Linked DNA regions of Homo sapiens: region 1 is linked to region 2. The links are chromatin contacts, found by Hi-C in ENCODE. All regions are on one chromosome and are shown on one strand. The core of a region is the stretch at or near the end of the contact, and the rest is flanking DNA. Distances in the headings are between cores, read along the strand shown. Region 1 has its middle 67 kb from the start of VGLL2. Region 2 has its middle 97 kb from the start of RFX6.

What was found. A loop is a pair of places that touch in the nucleus more often than their neighbours do. Pooled maps may share reads with other maps.
Region 1: a map of Right ventricle myocardium inferior shows a loop between it and region 2 (4-fold over the local background). The contact joins two enhancer-like sites. A Hi-C loop is called at or near these places in 17 of 168 maps with a recorded cell type or tissue (HepG2, Panc1, Right ventricle myocardium inferior and 5 more), 14 of 37 single-sample maps with no recorded cell type and 14 of 50 pooled maps.

Annotation. Positions count from the first base shown.
Region 1 is chr6:117,195,915-117,201,586 of GRCh38, forward strand. No RefSeq gene overlaps it. Among named protein-coding and RNA genes, the nearest start is that of VGLL2, 67 kb to the right of the region's middle. Within about 2 kb of position 4,302, at least 3 of the 41 ENCODE cell types and tissues checked have a DNase peak (open chromatin) inside an H3K27ac peak, as active enhancers do.
Region 2 is chr6:116,971,536-116,977,812 of GRCh38, forward strand. No RefSeq gene overlaps it. Among named protein-coding and RNA genes, the nearest start is that of RFX6, 97 kb to the left of the region's middle. Within about 2 kb of position 2,641, at least 2 of the 41 ENCODE cell types and tissues checked have a DNase peak (open chromatin) inside an H3K27ac peak, as active enhancers do.

The sequences.
Region 1 (5,672 bases), core at 3,052-5,551, 230 kb after region 2:
CATTCCCAAATTGAGCAACTCAAGGCGATGACTCAGAAGCTCACCTGCTTTCTAGTTCCTTTAAAAAGGCCAAATATGCATTCTGACCAAGGAAATTCTTTGACACGTAAATCCTTAAAAGTTCTTATCAGTGTGTAGCACTCCTCCCCTTCTTCTCCTTCCTATTACTGATGTCTGATTTTTAACCAAAGAATTACAGTCACTTCAGTGACCCTGCACAAAAGCTGACCATCAATTCACTGCAAACGTTATTGATGCCTTGGTTTTTCTCTTTAGTCTGTTCTGATGTTTTTCTAAAGAAACAGTCCTGAAGCTCTGAAAAGTCAATTAGTACTTTTACAGACTTTTTGAAGGTCTTCTTAAGGAACATCTTTTCATTCACATGCCCTTCCTACAGACCAATCCATGACTTAAAGTTGTCACATACTCCATAAAATACTAAGGAACTTTTCATTCCTATTTATAGGAATTTAGGAAAAGTGCCCTCAAAGCAACACATCCCGTTAGCAAGTCTTTCATCTGGCTTGTTAGAAGTTCGTGCTGGGAAGTTTCTGGGCACAGCTCCTACAGTCAAATCTGTCATGTCCCTCTGATTACATGATTCTGTTTTATTACCAAATCTGATTCGTAAGCTCTTCTGCAAAGGCCATTTCTAAGAGGATTCAGGAGTACCCAATTACACGGCATCTCTATATCTTTTACTAAACTTTATTAGATATTATATCCATGCCATAAAAAGTCTGGAAATACTTTAATAGCAAGCCAAGTCATTTGAGATTTATACATGATTAGAAAGAAAATTACTCTCTACAAGTTTCCATTCCAGCCTTGCAAGTGGGTCTTCCACAACCGATTAGATCGCGCCAACTCCCACTCCACACTCTTGAGCATTACTATCACATTGACTGAGCACTTCTTGTACTAATAGACCAAGCCTTGGCCCCAAATCCACTCCTCTCTACACCCTCTCAGGTTCCTGAAATTCCTGCAATCCCAGCTTTCTCCCTCTCAAGTATGCACGGCCATCCTCACATGACAATGCAATGTATATGTTCCATATTTTCTGCATCCCTCCACAAACATTGATTGTTTCACAAAGTAAACCATTATAATTCTAAATTGGCTGGAAGCTGATGGGTTTCTGCATCTTCTTATGCACAGGAATAACTAAATCACAAGCAAAAAAAATTAAACCACATTTCAATTTCTATAGGTAGCTAAGTACACATTAAGCATCTACTTTGGGCCCAACACTATGAGAGAAATCAGAAAAGTATGAGGAAATGGTTCTCAAAATGTGCTTCCGGTGACGCTAAGGCTCTCTGTAACATTTTAGGGGACTCCATGAAGCCAAAACTCTATTTTCATACTGTAACTAACATGCTATTTGTCTTTTTCACTCTTACTCTTGTATGAATAAACAGCGGGGTTTTCTAGAGAGTGTACAACATGTGATATTAGAACAGACTGAATGCAGAAGCAGGCATGAGAATCCAGCTGTCCTTTGTTAAGTCAGGTACTAAAGAGACTTGGAAAAATGAAGAACAATCCCACTCTGTTTTCTAAAATAACATTGTCTTGGAAAATCTAGTTATATTTTATAAAATATGTGACTTATATTAGTGTATAATGGATGAGTTACTTTAAATAAATTAATAAATGAATATTTTATTTTTGTCAATATTAATATCTAAAATGATAAATATCAGTAGATATAACTACATAAACAAAAACTCTTTGGGGTTCTCAATAGCAATTAAGAATGTAAAGGCATCCTGATTCCAACACTTTTTGCTAGAGGTTGGCAAAACCAAGTTCTGCCTCCATGCTGGGATGGCAATATTGGATCCTGGTATTTCTCAGAGCACAGAATCTACAGTATAAACACATCTTTCTCTTCCTAACATTGCTTCCTCCCAGAGTATAACTTTGGGATAATTATGCTAGCTCTCTTCCTCTCACCAGCTATGAGGATTAGAAGTGACAAGGAGTCAACAGGACAAAAGCTCCGTCCTGACACAGGGGTGTAGGTGGCTGGTGGGTTGGTGGTGCAATGTGCAGATTGAAGGTGCCCTGGAAGAAGGGCAGAGATGGTAGGGGGCTATAGTTAGGTGCTCATGAAAATTCCAAACAGAATTTTGGATGTAGAGAGTAGACTTTTCGATGTAGAAGTAGAAAGTTGAACACATGAGTGAATTATGTAAGGAAGTCATGGGCATAGAAAAGTTAATTTAAACAATGGAAACAGATGGATTTTTTCAAGGAGAGTATACAGAATTATAAGACAAAATGCCCAGGTCACAACTCCAAATGATCCTAATATTTAAGGCACAGGTAATAGAAGAGAACCCTGCAAAGGACACTGAAAGAAAGGGGTCAAAGTGGAAGGAAAACTGAGTGTGGTGTTACAGCAGCCAATGAAAAAGAACATTTCAGAAAGAAGGGAGTGTCATCACTTGAATGCTGCTGAGAGATCACATGAAATCAGCATTGAAGTGTGCCTGTTAGTTTTAACAACAAGGTCACTGCAATCTTGGCAAAAGCCATTTCATAGAATAAACATCTTTTGTTTCAGTCTGGTTATAAAATCAAACCATGAAATTTTGATTATGAAAGATGCTTAGCAAAACCTTTTTCAATTTCCTATTTTCTTACTCATACAAAAACATAGTAATTTTTAAAACATGATGTCTTTTGAGCCCAACATATTTAAATGTCTTTTGTCCTTGTTGGTCACTACTGAGAATGAATTAAATCTTCTCAATAGTGAAGTGTTGAAATAATTTATTACAGGTAGGAAGTATCTCCAGCCTGAAAGTTCCTGTGTAACGGAGGTGTTGGTCATCTACAGGAAGGTGCCCATTCTAGAAACCTCGTCATAAACTGTATTTGAGTTCTGAAGGCATCAAGAGAGATGGGATGGGTCGTGGCTATAACTGAAAGGGAAGAATAAACCTACCATAACCAGGAAGAATGGATCCTTTAATTCTGAAGTGATTACATTTGGAGGGGAGGGGTTATTTAGTTGATTCTATTTAGTTTTTTGCTTATTTATGTTTTGGCTGTGATTTTAAGTATTGTGTGATAGAAAGAGTAGCAGCCTGAGTCTGGTTGCCCAGGCTCGAGTTCCTTCCAGAGGTACAGCAGGCTCTGTGTCTTCAGGCTTCCTCTGGACTTAGCAAGGCTTAATCTCTCAAGTAAATATAAAGGTGCACACCTGCTATAGACACATCCAGTGTGAAGACAGCTAATTCCCTACATAAGCTTCCATCAAAAGAATGTACCCACCATTATCTGAAACCTTTCTTCTAGTCTCCCTGTTTTCTTTGCATCATTATCTCCATGGACCTCTACATATTCTTGGAACTCCTTCCTCCATAATCAATGAAAACAGAAGTGATTATTTTCCTCTAAATTCCTCTATGGAAGACATGTGGCAGTTAAACAGTTAATCATTACTACTTTTTAAGTAGCTCTTCTACTATGAGCTCAAATTGCCATTGAATTCTTTTGTTGTGGTTGTTTAATTTTTCCTGCATTTATTTTTTGCCTCTAAAAACAGATCCTATGCTCCTTGATGGGAGAAAAAATTTCTGATTCATCACTGATTTCTCCCACGATACCATTTATGGTAATACCCATAAAGTGGGCAGTCAAAAGATATTTAGTGAGAAGTTTGAGAAATAAGTGTAAAAATATTTTAAAAGGTAAAAATGTCACACAAATATAAAGAATTGTTGTTACTGTCCTTTGCTATAATTTCAATGATAATTCCGCTTCTATAAGATACCAGTCAAATGAAAGAGAATGCCTTGATTCTCAAACCCCAACACATTCCTCCTGTGATATAAAAGGCCTCCAAACTTTGAAATCATAAAATTACATTCATCTAAAATATATGGTTATATATGTTTGCTCTGCTTTTCATCATTCATGTCAATAGTTCATTATTTTGCTTTTACTCCTTAAACTCTCCTACAGCTAGACAGGACCATTAGCAACAGAATTGGGCTACTCTGGCAATATTAAATGGCTAAAGGCCAGAATGCAGTCAGTCTAGTTAGCTGGTCTATTTTAATTTTGTTTCTGCATAATGAAAACAGTCTGCTAAGATGCGTGTGACTTACGTTGACCCACGGATACATCCATTTTTTTTAAATAGATGTCTCTTCTTTATTGAAGACAAGTATGTCTTGTCACAATTTGGCTGCCTAATTTTAGCTCCAGTGGGGTTTGCTTAGACACCAAGCTCCAAATCCAGGCCAGAAATAGGCAGAAGAGTGATGGTCATGTGTTTAACAAGATCCCAGGCAACGGGCCAACACACATTGGAGCTAGGTTGGAATTTCTTGCCCTGTGAAAATGCAGTGCTAAATCTTCCTATCCCTCTTCTCTCTTTCTCTACAAGTGGATCTCCCCTGTACAGTGAGCTGTCACCTGAAACTAACAAGGAGGATGTGACTCCCAGCAATCTGAGCTACAGTGAATAGTGCGTGACCTACCAGTCTTGACATGCCAACTTGGACTATCATTTCTAGAATGGTTGAAAAATAAATTTTAATGTAGTTCACCTCGATATATGATTTCATTAAAAACTTTTAAAATGGGTACATCTTTACAGTCCTTTGACACTCTCAGCATGTAACACATAGTATTTCTCTCTCTCTCTCTCTCTCTCTCTGTCTCTCTGTAGAAAATTGCTCCTTGTTCTTGTTTCACACTTTCTCATTAGGGCTTTTTAAATAAATATCTATAAAGAGTGAACTCCTACACTCCCCACTCTCATCCTTTTGATTATTATTTGTAGATTTACTGAGAAAATTATTTTTAAGCTTGTAAGTACACCTTGTTGTTTTTAAGATATCTAAATTTGGCTATATGTTCATGTTTCCCCAACTTTCTAGGGCCTTCATATCCTCTTTCATAGAAACTTTGCCATATGTTAAGGTAGTCTATAGAGCCAAAAATAAAAATAGCACATTTATAAATGTGTTTGTCTTTTCTATGACTGACTCTCTAGGATACCTAAAAAGGAACATATAAGAATGAAACAGTCTCTATCAGAAAAGACAGAGAAGCCTGCGACCTCATACAGCATAAAATCTTTGAGTTATTTTCTGAAGATTTTTTGAACAGTTATTAGCTACCTACAGTTCCCAAAATCAAAGAATCAATATATATTACAACCAACCACCATATTTAAAGATTTAATTAAAGTTCTGAACTCTAATAAAAAAAATTTACCCCGGGGAAACTCTTAAGGTGTATTAACTGTGTCCCACTCAAGGGGAAATATGAGTTTCACATTGGATCTAGAAAACCAGACTTGGGTTCCTCTTGGTATAAAGGGGGCATTGGCTATAAGAAGTTTTTTCCAGCAGTGGTAGAAATGGATATGCTATGATCTTTCCTTCTTACCTGTACCTTATTGTGACTTAAACATGGAAGGTAGGGAAACCATCTCTGATTACAGACCTAAGTCACACCCCTCTACCACATACCCAGAAAAGAACATCTGTTACACAGACTGATTAATTCAGTGAACCACCCAATAGGACCAACAGCATCACCACTTAGCTAATGGGCTAATAGATGGAGATGAGCCAGCGGCTTATGTAATGATCCAAACTTTAATGATAAAGGAAAGTCCTAAGCATGATATTAAATATTTT
Region 2 (6,277 bases), core at 1,391-3,890:
ATCCTCCCATTTTTGTTCCCCTTTCTTCCCAACAGCATTGTCATCAGTTTTAAAGCCTTCTGAATTATAATAATGAATGAAGCTATTTTTTTTTGTTTGGAAGTTGGCAAGAAGTTGAGATGCAGGGGAATTGGAAGGAAAAGTTTTTTGTTTTTTTTTCTGCAGTTGTGAATGTATAATACTGTGTTTCTTTATGTCGGTATGTTTATACCTAGTTGTGCCTATGTAATAACTTGGCCAATGGCTAATCAGGGAGTTTGGGGGGTCAGAAGCCAGGTCCCTGAAAATGGTATTGCAGAACAGAAAGAGACCGGTGATCACTGGTGTGCTAGATACTCTGGGGACTGGGATACAATTTTTTTGGTATTGTTAATACTTTGTTTCTCTGCCTAAACTAGCATTTCTTAAAATGATGCATATTTGAATTTCCAGGAAAGCATAAGAACTACTAATGCCCAGGACGTAGATGAATACATCAGAGTTTCTGGGGGATGGGAATGGAGACTGTTCTAAAAGGTCCCCAGGTGATTCTAATGTGTAACCAGAAATGAAAATGTGAGGCTAAACTTTCTGTTAAGTAATGACCAAATAAAGCAAGTTCTTCAATACTGTCATTAGAGGGCAGCACTGCCCCAAAAATTCAAAAATCTGACCTGTCATCCATGTCTCATTGCACTAGTTTGATAGACATTTTTTTGCATTTTAAATTAAATATCCTACTTTTATAAAACTGTACTTGGGTTCCAGAATTATCTAAGCTTTAATTGTACTTTATAATTCTATTAATTTTAAAGTAATAAAAATTTAAACTTTTAAAGTAGTTCTGATTATAACAGCAATTTCAACAAATTCAGGTCATTTCAAACTACATTAAAATTTATTTCAGTATTTATTTTAACTGATACATATCATTGCACATATTTATGGAGTACAGTATGATGTTTTGATACATGTATATATTGTGTAATGGTCAAATCAGGGTTTTCAGCATACTCATATATTTATCATTTTTGTGTGGTTAGAATATTTGAATTCATCTCTTATAGCTATTTTGAAATACAAAATATTTAACTACATTATTTTAAGCCAACATTATTTGAAACTACAGACGAACAACTCCAAAAACATTACCATAATAAATAACATTTCATTTTTGATGAAAATTGGGAGAAATATTTCAAGATTTGGCAAATAGTATTAATTTTTTAAAAAATAACATGAGTTGTCAGCATGATTGATTTCCAATCCTAGAGGTTCAAAGTGTACAAAGTTGGACAAGATCAGGAAATAATAGAAAGGAATGTATTTCATAAGCCTGTGTCAGTGTCTGAGAATAATTTGAAGATGTTTGCTGTACTGATTAGATTCGGCAGATGGGAGAATTCTTGAGTCAATAACCCAGCCTGATTTTATACAAAGATTCTCACTTCCTGAAAACTTATGAAAGGACATTATATATTTTTAAAGGCTTTACCTCCAGTCTGCATTATATATGAGTGGGGTTCCTATCATAAGATGGCAGAGAATGTAGTTGATCTAATAAAGATTAGGTTGAAAAAGTGATTATTCCCTAAACCTTTTCAGGGTGGAGAGAGTATGGGTGTCAACTTGGTGGAGTGCTGTTTGAGAAGTAGCATTAGGTTTACTTAAACATGGATTTTATGGCACCATATGGATCAAATCTTTCTTCCGTCTACTTTCACTTGTTGTCAATACATACGTTTAAAAAGTAAGAACTCTTCTAAGAACTGAAAAGTCCCACAACAGAAGTCTATTTATCAAGGGCCTCATTTTACAATGAAACTTATCTGTCTCGTTGTTCTGAGTACTGTAAAAATCTAGTTATTTAAAGAATCAATGCAGCAAACCCAGAAATAGTAACTTTTTTATATTCATATATGTATAGTCATTTGGATATAGAAACCAACTTTATACACACACGTAAACATACACACATACCCTCACCAATGGACTTTGGGCTTTAATAACATGATGTTTCTATTAAAATTTAAGTTCCATCCACACACTATGCCAAAAAGTCTCATTAATGTAAAAATGATCATTCAACAACATAGCCTCAAAATTCACAAACACTGCAGCTTTTTACTCCAGAGGTCCTTATATAGATGGGCAAGACTTCTCTTCACTGCAGATATTCCACTGCATCCTTGTAAGACTTGAACTAGACATATATAAGATTATAAACTAGTTATACCCACATTTATGTAGTAGAAATTTGTTTAAAGCACAGTGAGAAAGGCAGCAAAGACCAAAGACACCTCCCCTCTTATAAATAATATTTCTCTTCTTAGGTAAAATAGATTTGTACCTGATCTTTCTAGCGAAAATACTTTTCATCTCTAAAGATGCCAAACTGCCTGTGTTGTGCTCATTCTTCAGCGTGTATGAATGAAAACAAGATAAAACATGGTGTTAACAGATAGCAGAAGAGCCTTGCTCGTAATGGTGCAAGGACAATGAGCATTCCTAATCCCATGCTTGGAACACTCTGCTGCCCCCACATCTGCTGGTCTCCTTTCCTATAGTCATGGGAGCTATTTGGCCATTTTGCTTAAGCGCACACAAGTCAACTGATTCCCCAGTCCCTTTGCCACAGGCCTGCAAGCGTAGGATGGAAAACAATTTCAACATTCGCTGCTTGGACTGCCGCCCTTAGAAGCACATTTGTTGTTCATACATGGTCTTTTGGCTGCCTTCTTTCCCAGCCATCTGTTAAAGGAGACATTGTGCCTGCTCTGATGGGATGGTGCCACTATTTCTAAGAGACTCACAAAGTGTATGTGTCTTAACTACCTGGGCTTTACAAATTTCAAAGCACATTTACTGATTGGTATTGAATTTTAAAAGCAATGCATAATATTTGTTGGTTTGAAAAAATCATTATTAAAGACTATTTCTTAAAGCAGTTTTAGGTTAGCAGTAAATTGTGAGGAAGGTTCCCAGATATGCCAAATATCCCTTCCCCTACACATACATTTTAAAACTCTGTAGAGCTGAGAAATAAGTAAGGGCTACATTCTGTGTCCAGATAACTTGTGAAATTCCCAAAAGAACTATCCAGATCTCCTTTTAGTGGGGGCAGACAATGATATTGAATGCTGCTTTTTCCATGATTGAATGCAGGATATAAATACAGCTGTATGCATCACTGCTTTCTCCTTTCATGTGACCAGCTCTGAGAAAACAGTGACTATACACCTGTTATCCTCTTATCCTCAGGGCTACACATGTCTCATCAATTCACAGAGCTCGTTTATACACTCGGAATAGTTGATTTGTGTATCATTGATTATGCTTCAGTCCATGAGAGCCAAATTTTCATTGGCAAGCCATATTAGCACTGAGAGTTCATGTATGTGGTAATAGATTTGCTCTATGACATTCCCAAGGACTGGGATTGCCTTTCCAAAGACGGTTGGGTTGAGCTTTTTGTAGCTTTCAGCTTGTACATTTTTGAAGTTTGCCATTTCCCTTTTCAAGTTTCCGATGTGCTTTTCCCCAGATTCCTAAGCATTCCCAGGCAGAGTCTGAGCCTGTCCCCAGGTCTCTGTCAGGTTTCATCTTTCCACTGGATAGGTCATCATGTTTTGCAGCCAGCTTGTGTATCCTTCTGCACTTGGCTGATGACCATTTCACATATTGACATCTGGATCGGAAAGCAAAGCTAATTTGGGAAGCAAGACTAACAAAGCCAGCCAAATACCACCTGAATGAACTCTAGCACTGACTCAAACAATAAAAATTGTTATTGTGTGTGATTACCACCAAATTTTATCATTTCTAAGTCTTGTTCCTCCAAAATTCCAGTTAAAGTAATAATTTCTTAACTGAGACTAACACATTAAAAGAATAATCTAAAACCATGTATTTTTTTGGTAAAGGATTACCAAATTTATAGTATTGTGTTCATGCTCAGGACTAGATGATTATTATTTATCTTATATAGAAAGTAGAATCTATCATCTTTTTAACAAACAGATGTGGTAGGTGATGAAGATACATTATCTCACTTCATCCAGGGGGATTTTGTTCAGGTGATGGGTAGCTGTAAGTGAAGTGGTTGCATATTGTGTGAAGAGCAGTCCTCATGCAGAGTGCCAGGCTAGGCAGGGAAGATCTAGAAGAGGAGTAACTGGGTGGAAAGGGCAAACAGCAGAGGGAAGTTCTCATGAGCTGAACAGTGGTAATGGGATAGCAAGCAGTGAAATGAGCTCACTGACCAGTTCAGGAGAGTGTAATAGGCGCCTTGTAACTGAGGATGAGCAATCTGATCTCAGAGCCCCATGCAACAGGAAGCTATGACTGGTTCTGTGTACTGGGCTAGGGTGTGGTAATCGAGACTACTTATGATCTGTTTGTGTTCCCCCCAAACTAATATGTTAAAGCCCAATCCCCAGTGTAACGGTATTAAGAAGTGGGGCCTAATCAGGTAATTAGGTCACAAAGAGAGAGCCCTCATGAATGAAATTAATTCCCTTGTAAAAGAGCCCCCAGAGAGGTCACTGTAACTTTTTACCATAACTTCACATGTCCCTTCTGCCATGTGAAGTTACAGTGAAAAGACTGCCATTTATGAATCAGGAAATGGGTCCTCACCAGACACGGAGTCTGCCAGTGCCTTTATCTTGGACTTACCAGTATCCAGAACTGTGAGGAGTGTTTGTTGTTTCTAATCCACCCAGTTTACGGCATTTTGTTATAGCAGTTTGAATGGATTAAGACACGAATTAAGGCTTAGGCTGAATGTAGCCTAAAAAATTACATCACAGTGGGACAGAGCCTAGGAAGGCTTACGGCTGATTGCAAACCTGAGGTGTTCTAGCCTACAAATGGGTAGTTAACTGCCTCTGACAGTGAGCTCTGAGAGAGAAGCACCATGTATATCTTTCTTGTACATCATTACGTTTCCAGGGTTGAACACAGAACCTAGCACAGTCATATACTGCATAGTGATGTTTTGGTGAACTATGGACCACATAAACAAAGGACTATGGACCACATAACATGATAAAAAAGCTGAAAAATTGCTATTGCTTAGTGATGTTGTAGCCATTGTAATATCATAGTACAATGCATCACTCACACGTTTATGGTGATGCTGGTGTAAATAAACTTCCTGTGCTGACTTTTTAATAGTTATTTTACAGTGTACCCCTATTTATTAAAAAAAAAAGTTAATTGTAAAACAGCCTCAGGCAGGTCCTTCAGGAGATATTCCAGAAGGCATAATTGTCTCAGGAGATGACAGCTCTAGGCATGTTTTTGTCCTTGAAGATCTTCCAGAGGGACAGGATGTGGAGGTGGAAGACAATAATATTGATTATCCTGACCCTGTGTAGGCCTAGGCTAATGTATGTGTGTGTGCCTTAGTTTTAACAAAAAAAGTTTAGAAAGTTAAAAAAAATTAATAAAAAACTTATAAAGTTATAAAGAAAGGAAATGTGTGTTTTAAGCTAAATGTTATTACAAAAAAGTCAAAAAGGTAAATTGAAAAGTTTATAAAGTAAAAGTCACAGTAAGCTAAGGCATATTTATTATTATTTTTTAAATCTAGTGTAGCCTAAGCAGACAATGTTTATAAAGTCTACAATGATGTACAATAATGTCTTTCACATTCACTCACCTCTCACTCACTGACTCATTCAAAGCAACTTCCAGTCCTGCAAGCTTCATTCATGGAAAGTGGCCTATACAGGTGTTCCTTTTTCATCTTTTAAGGTAAGATAATTTTACCGTACCTTTTCTATGTTTAGTTATGTTTAGGTACACAAATACTTCCCATTGTGTTACACTTGTCTACAGTATTTGGTACAGTAACATGCTGTACAGATTTGTAGCCTAGGAGCAACATGCTATGTAGCCTCGGTGTGTAGTAGGCTATAGTATCTAGGTTTGCATTAGTGCATTCTATGATGTTTGCAAAATGATGAAATTGCCTAATGATGCATTTCTTCTGAGAAATGCATATCCCCATTGCTAATCAGCTCATGACTGTATATAGTAGGTGCTCCATCAATATGGTTGAACAAGTGAGGGAGTAAGAGAAAAGAGTTTTGTGTGATGGTTTGAAGAAAAGAACACTAAGAATTGCAATGGAATGGCTTTTTTTGTGTGAATGGCAGTTATTATTCCAAAAGTCCTTGGGTTAGGACCAGAGGTAAATTTGCCACAGCTTCAAAAACTTAAACTTCAGGGACCCTTGCTTGCACAGTCACTCGTTAGGATCGTGGTAGTGACTTGCTAATGAGTACATGTG